Regions from separate parts of the Homo sapiens genome. Here region 1 is linked to region 2. The links are chromatin loops, found by intact Hi-C in ENCODE. Cell type or tissue: left lung. All regions are shown on one strand. Region 1 overlaps GRIK4 (glutamate ionotropic receptor kainate type subunit 4). Region 2 overlaps GRIK4 (glutamate ionotropic receptor kainate type subunit 4).

Region 1 (5,000 bases), 160 kb after region 2:
CCCTAAAGCCCAGGGTCAAGCTCTTGACATACCCCCTCCCACTTCCCTCCCCAAAGGAGCTGAGGGCAAGAGAGAGCCCAGCAGCCGCCACCCCACAGCTCCGTGCAGGAGAAATGCACTTTCTCAGCTGACTTCCGCTACTCAGACAGCCCGATTGCTTTGTTTACTGCCAATTTGCACCCCACCTGGCAGATCTCATGTTCCGGCCTATTTACTCTGGACTCTGGCAGGACCGTTACGTTTCAAAGGAGAGTCGGCTGATGCTATTTTAGCACAAATAAACTGGTGAGCTTCCTCCATCTAGTTGCCTACTCTGTGCTCTTAGATTTGGGTCAGCTGAAATTTTGGCCCCCTGATGGGGTGTCTGCATCCCCACCCAGCCTCCTAGGAGCAGTGGAGAAGCAACAGTTCTCCTAGTCCTCAGGCTCCTGTCCCCAGGACCCCACCACCAATCTGGCATCTGACAGATTCAGCAGGTGTCTGTGCACACATTTTGTAAGGGCCCAGCCTTGAGATGGGGCCAGCTGTGCTGCTCCGTGGCTGTGCCTGGCACATAGGAGGCACTCTGGAAACATGCTAAAGAACGGATGTGTGACAACCCTCAGCGCAGCCCTGTGGCCAAGGATCTATCTCCCTCATAAGGCAGGTCCCAGCCTTGGACATTTCTCTAGGCCCACAGGCTGTTGTCTTCCTGGCCAGGGGATTTCAGTTTGGGGAAGGGTCTTGGAAACTGAGGTAGAAGGAGACTGAAAGTTGGCTTTGCTTCTTGTTCATTAGGTAGCTTCACATTCAGAAGGCTGGAATGGGGTTCCAAGGAGGGTGCAGAACAAAGACCCATGGGAGCCAGGTGCAGTGGCTCACACCTGTAATCCCAGCACTTTGGGAGGCCAAGGCGGGCGGATCACCTGAGGTCAGGGGTTCGAGACCAGCCTGGCCAACATGGTGAAACCCTGTCTCTATAAAAATACAAAAATTAGCCGGGTGTGGTGGTACACACCTGTAGACCCAGCTACTCAGGAGGCTGAGGCAGGAGAATCGCTCGAACCCGGAAGGTGGAGGTTGCAGTGAGCTGAGGTCGCGCCACGGCACTCCAGCCTGGGCAACCGAGCGAGACTCCATCTCAAAAAAGAAAGAAAGAAAAAAAAGACCCATGGGAAATCAATTTGGCTCAGTCTAAGGTAAAACCTCCTGGTATGTTTAGAAGTCACTTGCATTGACTGAGCACATTCCCTACGCCGGGCAAGGCACTGGGTGCTTTCATGTGCTCCCTCGTTTCACAGCTGCCCAACTCAGCGATGGCCTGCCTTAGGATCACTCCAGAGCATGGCCCAGGCTGCCTAGTTCATATCCCGGCTCTATCACTTGGCTCATGTGTCATCTTGGGCAAGCTACATAACCTCTGTGGTTATGTATTTCCTCATGTGTAAAGTGGGACAACAGTACCTACTTCATAGGGTTGGCTGGAGAATCAACTTAATACATACAAAGCATCTAGAACAGTGCCTGGAAGGTGGTAAGTGCTCAATGATGTCAGCTTTCAGAAGAAGGGGAAAATGGAGAAAGAGGAAGAAGAGCAGAAGGCGGCAGCAGCCGAGGCAGGATAACCACCCGCGGGAGATAATAGAAGCTCAGGTAGGACGTCAAATGCAATGATCTCGAGTTACTTCAAGAATAAGATTCTAGGATTCATTTAACCTCCCTGGACTTCATTCAGTTTTCCCAGCAATACAACAGGCGTTCTCATTACCTGACAAGTGCTGCTTTCTTCCGTGTGATATTCTCTACCTTGGGAATAGCAGGTGTTCCCAGGGACCACTGCCTCTACCACCGCACAAACTGGAAGGCACAGGGTGGCAGATGCAGCCCTGGGCAAGGGGCAGGAGTCCTGGGAACTGATCCAACTTTCCAATCAAATAACTATGTGGCTTTCGGCTAGTTACTGAAATTCTGAGAGTCTGGGACAATAATTTTAACTGCCCTCCTGTCTCTCAGGTTTGTGGCCCTGTGAGCTCTTTGGGGGAGAGGACACAAATCACCAAGAACATAATAAGCCGTTGGGCATGTGACTACCATCAGAAAGTGGCATTGTGGGCCGGGCGTGGTGGCGCACACCTGTAATCCCAGCACTTTTGGAGGCCAAGATGAGGGATCACTTGAGCTCAGGAGTTTGAGTCCAGTCTGGATAACACAGTGAGACTCCATCTCCACAAAAAATCAAAATATTCGCCAGGCATGGTGGTGCACGCTTGTAGTCCCAAGCTATTGGGAGGATCAGTTGAACCCAGGAGGTTCAAGCTACAGTGAGCTGTAATCATGCCACTGCACTCTCGCCTGGGTGAGAGTGAAACTCTGTCTCAAAAAAACGAAAAACAAAACAAAACAAAACAAAAAAAGAAAATGGCATTGCAACTTCAGCATAAGGGCAGAGTTGTGCTGACCTCCCACCTGGAAATAACTCTACAGGGTCTTCTGCATATCCCGTGCCCCGCCCAAACCCACTTTTGTCTTCTTTAATTCTGAAGATGCCTCTGCTGCCTCCAAAAAGAGAGATGTTCCAGTTTCCATCCCATCATCAGCCATGCTAGGGACCTTGTTCTGTTGTCATCTTAGGAACTGAACTAGGCTAGGGGAGATGCTGTCAGGAGCAATAACGACCATGAGTCTAACAATGCTACCATCAGATTTCTTCCAAAGAGACTCCCTATTCTGCTGCTGTTGCTGAGAGTCCAAGACCCCAGTCAGATTCCACTCCTTCTAATCCTCGGCTATTAACCTGGGGCAGCCAGGCCAGCCAGCCAGCCAGGCCCTTGGAGGAGGTGGTGAGTGGACACAACCCTGGTTGGTCCAGTGGGGGCAGGACTGCTTTTAACCTCCTAAAGTCCTGTCTCACCTGAGCACTAATCAGTGCTCAGACTCGGCAGCTCAGGAGAGGGTCTCCTCAATGCTTTATGTCGCTGCCTTCTTCCTGCCTCCACACCGGGCCCTTCCCTGGATGGCCTCCATGGTGGAAAAGAATGGCACGTGATTCAGGAGGTGGCTCTCTAATCACTTCCCCAATACTGCCAGTGACCCTCTCACTCAGGGATCGAAGAAATCAGGCCAAGGGAAGGAGAGTTCCAAAACGCATAGAGGCGCCACCACTCATTCTCCGCGCCTGCTGATGGCTGGACGGGCTGGGACTGGGGCTTGAGGGTGCCGGTTCTGGAAATGAGCATTGGCCTCCTTGCCTAAGAGATGAGGAACAGAAATATAGAAGCAGTAGTGAGGTAGGCTGGGCGCAGTGGCTCATGCCTGTAATCCCAGCACTTTGGGGGGCTGAGGCGGGTGGATCACCTGAGGCCGGGAGTTTGAGACCAGCCTGGCCAACATGGTGAAACCCTGTCTCTACTGAAAACACAAAAATTAGCCAGGTGTGGTGGTGGGCACCTAGAATCCCAGCTACTCAGGAGGCTGAGGCAGTAGAATCGCTTGAACCCAGGAGGCGGAGGTTGCAATGAGCCAAGATCGCGCCTCTGCACTCCAGCCTGGGCAACAGAGTAAGACCCCGTCTCAAAAAAAAACAACAACAACAAAAAAAAAAACAAAAAAAAAAAAAACCAGTAGTGAGGTAGCCAGAGGTAGAATCTAGGAATTAGGGAGGGATTAGTGCATATTTCACATACACTTGTGCACCCACAAGCATGCATGCATGCACACAAAGGATTTCCCACTAGAGCTTGAAATCACACTGCCTGGGTACATATTTCAACTCTGCTTCTTACCAGCTATGGGACTTTGGGCTAATGAATCATCTACTCTGAATCTCAGCTTCCTCATCTGTAAAATGGGTATAATAAACTTAAGGTTATTATCATAGTGCATTTGGGCTGCTGTAACAAAATACCATAAACTGGGTAGCTGGTAAACAATAGAAGTTTGTTTCTCACAGTTCTGGAGGCGGGGAAGCCCGAGATCAAGGTGCTGGCAGATTCAGTGTCGGGTGAGGGCTTTTGGGTTCATAGATGGGCCTCCTCACTGTGTGCTCACACGGTGGGAGCGGTGAGGGGGCTTTGCGGGTTCTCTTTTTAAGGGCATAATCCCATTCGTGAGGGCTCTGCTCCATGACTTAATCACCTCCCAAATGCCCCACCTCCTAATACTATCACTTGGAGGTTAAGATTTCAACATGAATTCTGGGGGAACACCAACATTCAGTTCATAGCAGTTATTAGGAAGATTAAGATAATATATGGAAAGTACTTTGCATTGTACTTGGCACATAATAAGCATTGAATACTTATTAGCTATTATTATTGTCATCATCATTGTTGAATTCACAGCTATGTGTCAGCCTAGTGTTAGAGACAAAAGCACAAGGCCCTATCCGTGCCCCCACAGAGCCCATGCTCTAGTGCCTTAAAGAATCAAAATCATCCGCCTGCTTAGTTCTAGACCGATTTTGTTTGGATGTTGCAACTGGACCAAACAATTTGTTGAAGCATCTCTTTTCCAGCACTTTCGCTCCTGCAGGCAGGGCCACAAGACCCAGCAAAAGACACAGGCTAAGCCAGGCACAGTGGCTCATGCCTATAATGTCAGCACTTTGGAGGCTGAGGCCGGCGGATCACCTGAGGTCACGAGTTTGAGACCAGCCTGGTCCATGGTGAAACCTGGTATCTACTAAAAATACAAAAAAATTAGCCGGGGGTGGTATTGGGCACCTGTAATTCCAGCTACTCAGGAGGCTGAGGCAGGAGAATCACTTGAACCTGGGAGGCGGAGGTTGCAGTAAGCCAAGGTCGCGCACATTGCACTCTGCCAACAGAGCCAGACTCCATCTCAAAATATTTAAAAAATTTTAAAAAGACACAGGCTGGGAAGCCTGGAGCCCTGGGCTTATGCTGGATCCAGCTCTGCCACTCCCGTTACACTGCTTGGACAAGTGACTTAAACACCCTGGGCTTTGGGCCCCTCGTCTCTCTGGGGCTTGGACTAAACCCACTATAGACTTTTCTGATTAA
Region 2 (5,000 bases):
TCTATAAAGCAGAGAGTGTTTTCTGGCCATTCTGAGGCACTGAACAGCAAGACTAGAATTGAGGACCTGCTGGGGAGGGGACCCAGTAAACACAGGAGGCTCTCAACTAATGGTGGCTCTGCTCTGGGAAAGGAGTGAGCCAGAGGTAAACTAAATCTGACCAAAACACAACCCGGCAGGGACTCAGTTCAGGCTTTAATTGGATTAAGATCATTGGTTTTACTCTGCCTAGCAATGAGTAAAACACCTCTTGAGGAAGATCACAGCAGGTACAGCCTATACAATGTCGAGCATTCAATAAAAAAGTTATTAGGCAGATCCAACTACAGGATCATATGGCCAAAATCTAAGAGGGAAAAAACAACAACAACACACAATAGAAACAGATTCACAGGTGATCTAAACAGACAAGTTAACAGAAAAGGACTTTAAATGTGATAAATGTATTCCAAAAAAATGGAAAGAAAATACAAAAAATAGATGAAAATAAAGAATCTTACCAGAAATTGAAAACAACAAAAAACAATCACTTGGAAATTCTACAAGTGATTAAGAAACATCTTAAAGCGCTGGAGGTTCATTAAAGCAGTATGGTAAAGTGGAAAAAGCACTAGAACCCAAGAGTGAAAAGACCCAAGGCATGGTCCCTGACTCTGCCTGTATCCAGCTAAGACAGCCTGGGGAACCCGCTTCACTCCTGAGCCTTGGTTTCCATATCTGTCAAATGGGATAATGTCATCTACTCTATTTACATAAGCGTCAAGCAGACAAAATTAAATAACACACATAAGATCTCTTTATAAATTACTAATCATACAAATGTAAGGTATCATTATCATAATAGTCTAGCATGAATTCAAAACAGTGCTTCTGCTCCATCACCAGAAGTATTTTATGTCAATGTCAGGTAATTAGTGTGCCCTTGACTAATTATTATAAAGGATTTTAACCAGAGAAAGCTAAGAGGGAAATAATAGCACAACAGCCAACTCACTGTTACTTATGTTGGAGTTAATAACGCACTTTGGGAATTATCCCTGGACAACTGAAAACCCTAAACTAGCTTTTTCCGCTGCTCTGCCTATGCGTGGATCACCACCTTCAGTTTCCCAGGTGGTGTATGCTCATGGAATGCAAGCTCATATTAATGTATGCCGATAAAACATAATCAGCAAGGTAAATCTGAAGCAGAAATACCTAAATGCTTTCCAAAGCCAACGGCAATAACGTTGAGACAGCCTGTTATTTGGATTCTCCACATCACTGCTTCCCTCTGTTAGCATATTTAATGGAGAGTAACATGCAAGCCTTCACATATAGACGTGATGCAGCCCATCCACTACCAGCAGGACTTGTGAGCTTCCCTGGTATGGTACACAGGCACTGTGTGAGGCCCCCTGGGGAATACAACTATTGTAAGGCCATGAGCCTGGCCTAAAAGGAACTTTCAGTTTTTAGGAAAGATACCGTGTGCTTAAATAATTATAATACAAGGTAGACAGTGATTTAGGTACTATAAGTGGCACAGTTAAAGAAGTACAGGTATTTGTGTGAAAGCTGATTTGGAATTGGGTTGATAATAGACTTCACGGTTGAGGCAGCAACAGAGTTTGGCCTTGAAAGACAGAAAAATGGATATTCTAAGCAGAGGGCAGGGTATGAGTAAAGTCACACTTTAAAAATGCAGGATAGGTATGAAGAATTGGGTTCAGATTGATGGATGTATCATGCTTTTTTTTAAGAAACTAACATTTATTATGCGCTTACGATGTGCCACATAGTTTACATACATTATCCCATTTGGTGTCCAAAATAATCCCTTGAATCACATGTAATTAATCCCACTTTAAAGGTATACTGAGACTCAAAAGTAAATTAATTTACCCAACATCCCTCAGCTGAAATCTACAGCCTAAGTAGATCAACACATGTTGAACTCTGCGCACAGCTGGAGTTGGAGAGAGGTAGCGCTGCAGATGATTTGGAAGTTGTTTACTTCCAGGGAGGGCACAAGATTGCCCAGAAAGGGTGAGGGAGGCACAAAGGGCTTAGGGCAGAAGAATCATCAGCAAAAGAGACAAGAAAGGAGTTGTTAGCAATAAGAGAAGGACTGAGAAAGACGACCATAGCCTAATGGAAACCAAGATCAAGAGAGAGCTTCAAAAAGCTTCAGAACTGCAACTGCTGCAAAAGTGAAGGGGGATGAGATGAGGAAGACCAAGAAAATGCCATTGGGTTGGTGGTCTTCAAAAAAATGAGTTTGATAGGGAAAAGAATGCCTAGGTCCAGGTGTGTGCATGGAGAAAAAGCCGGCCTGCCCCAGGGACATGGGGCACAGCAACAGAACAGCCTAAAGCAGAGCTTTGAACACTTGTCTGATGGCATCATCTGGGGGTACCTATTAAAAATATTAACTTCCAAGTCCCATCCTAGTCCCACCAATCAGAATCTCTGGCAGGTGAGGGGTACGGGCGGACCCAGGAGGTATCCCAGAAGAGCCCTACATGACAAGGGTTAGACCCATGTTTCTCAAACTTTAATGAACATGAGAATCACCTGGGGATTTGATGAAAATGCAGACACTGATTTAGTACCTCTGGGATAGGACTGGAGATTTTGGATTTTCACACTCTCTTAGGTGATGTCAATGCTGCTGGTCTGAGGGTCATATTTTTAACGACAATGAACTAGACTAAAGCTCACTTGTCCTCCAGAGAGGGAGGTGTCAACACCTGGTTCCTCTTGGCACCTTTCCTTTCCAGTACCTGAAGACTAAGCTCCAAGCTCCTTTCCACACTCACCGACAGATGGCAGCAGATCTAAATGTCATCTTCCACAGAAGTACTGACTCAGAGGTTCCCTTCCATTCCATCTGACTTCCTTCACAGCTTAAAAAGCACCTTTATGGCCAGGTGTGGTGGCTCATGCCTGTAATCCCAGCACTTTGGGAGGCTGAGGCAGGCGGATCACGAGGTCAGGAGATCGAGACCACAGTGAAACCCCGTCTCTACTAAAAATACAAAAAATTAGCCGGGCGCGGTGGCGGGCGCCTGTAGTCCCAGCTACTCGGAGGCTGAGGCAGGATAATGGCGTGAAGCCGGGAGGCGGAGCTTGCAGTGAGCTGAGATCGCGCCACTGCACTCCAGCCTGGGCGACAGAGCGAGACTCCGTCTCCAAAAAAAAAAAGCATCTTTATTTACTCCTCCAAGATGAATCACCGTGTCAGGTAAGCACAGAAAAGCTTTCCTTGACTACTCTGGTAAAGAAAGGGTGAATTCTCCTGCACCTAGGCTCTTTACCATATATTTAGAGTCTGCATCATTCATTGAACACTTAAATATGTTTTGCCTTGCTAAAGTAACTAAACGGTCTTGCACTGTCATTCACTTTTCATGTGTGTTCGTATTGTCTCCACAAACTCTTAGAGGTTAGGGATCAAATAATGTCAATTTTCTTCTTAACCCTGACTTACAATGGCTTGGCCATACTATGAATAACTGAATGGGCCAACCGACCATCAATTAAATCAAATTCATATTCCATTTGTTTCGCTTTGATTTCTTTCCTTTTTTATTTCTTAGAAACTGGCTCTTGCTCTGTCACCCAGATGGGAGTGCAGTAGTGAGATCTCAGTTCACTGCAGCCTCAATCTCCCAGGCTCAAGTGATTCTCCTGCCTCAGCCTCCCAAATAGCTGGAACTACAAGCATGCACCATTACGCCCAACTAATTTTATTTTTTTGTAGAGCCAGGGTCTCCCTATGTTGCCCAGGCTGGTCTCGAACTCCTGGCCTCAAGCAATCCTCCCACCTCAGCCTCCCAAAGTGTTGGGATTACAGGTGTGAGCCATTACACCCAGCCTCACTTTGCTTTCTTCCCAGAGAAACAAAAACAAAAAAAGTCTTGCCAGAAAGTGTTAGTGGTCTGGAAAAGTTCTGTACTTATTTGCAAGTCTGTGTTCAGAATCTTCCAACACATTGCTAGGGATAACGTTTTCTAGCCTGGCAAACGGGTACTCCAGAGCTTGTGCTGACTTTATCTAAAAACCTGCTGGTCTGTCAAGACCCTTCTTTACTTTTCTATGGCTAGCCTCATCATTGACCAATATGCCCCCTAGGCACAAACTTCACAGCTTTCCACTCTTTACTTCCAGTTACAATGTCTTGGCTGGTTAAGTCTGGTCTATACTTTAGTCCTGCAGTTCATTATGCATTCACTAGACAATGTCTATTTTGCAAATCTTTCTTTTTTGAGCAAATATTTAGGTTGCTCAGTCCTGGGCTCACCATGCCACTTTCCAGACATTCTCTCCCTAGGACACGGCCTGGTCCCACGGCTCTGAATACCACTTATATGTCAAAGATTCTCCATTTATGTCGCCACCTGGGACCTCTTCTTCTAATATCTTATGTCCATCTGACTCCCTGACATCTATACTTGGATGTTTTACAATCATTTCTCATTTAACATGTGCCACATAGAATTCTTGATCTCCCCGCCCCTACCCCAAGGTCTCTCCTCCCTTCTTCCCCTTCTTAATAAATGATACTTTGGCTACCTACTTGGTCATTGTTGAGCTTTCCTTCATCATTCACATCCAGCCTACTACCAAGACTAGTCAGTTCAACTTCAAAAAGATGTTTACTTCTCACCATCTCCATTGTTACCCTCCAAGCCAACATCATCTCTGGCCTGGATTATGAAATAGTACCTAAAGCCATTTTTTTAGCTTTACACTCATTCATCTATCGGTTCATGCAACAGTTTATGGAGTGTCCACTCTGTGTTAGTCAATGCTCTTAAACCAGGGCAGCAAGCCCAGGAAAGACCAGTGAGTAAGTCTGCTACAATGAAGGTATCTCTGAGGAACGATGACACACAAGGAGGGTATAAGCAACAAGAGAGAGGGGGAGCAGTATCAGGGAGCGTGTCACAGAGAACACGACACTTAACCTGGGTTTTAGAGAACGAGTAAGCATTCACCAGGCAGACACTTGGAAC

What was found. A loop is a pair of places that touch in the nucleus more often than their neighbours do. Peaks named below come from ENCODE experiments on the same cell type or tissue, not always from the same donor. Only the 100,000 strongest peaks of a DNase experiment are listed, where the experiment ranks them.
Region 1: it touches region 2 in a loop (4-fold over the local background); 98 of 110 quality-filtered maps call a loop at or near these places.

The regions. Positions count from the first base shown.
Region 1 is chr11:120,518,462-120,523,461 of GRCh38, reverse strand. The region is part of intron 1 of GRIK4 (glutamate ionotropic receptor kainate type subunit 4); the gene reads right to left. Among named protein-coding and RNA genes, the nearest start is that of GRIK4, 9.2 kb to the right of the region's middle. In left lung, no CTCF peak of the experiment used is centred here; a DNase peak (open chromatin) is centred at 2,091; H3K27me3 peaks cover 2,346 bases.
Region 2 is chr11:120,682,903-120,687,902 of GRCh38, reverse strand. The region is part of intron 3 of GRIK4 (glutamate ionotropic receptor kainate type subunit 4); the gene reads right to left. Among named protein-coding and RNA genes, the nearest start is that of GRIK4, 170 kb to the right of the region's middle. In left lung, a CTCF peak has its summit at 2,788 (motif pointing right); no DNase peak of the experiment used is centred here; H3K27me3 peaks cover 1,342 bases.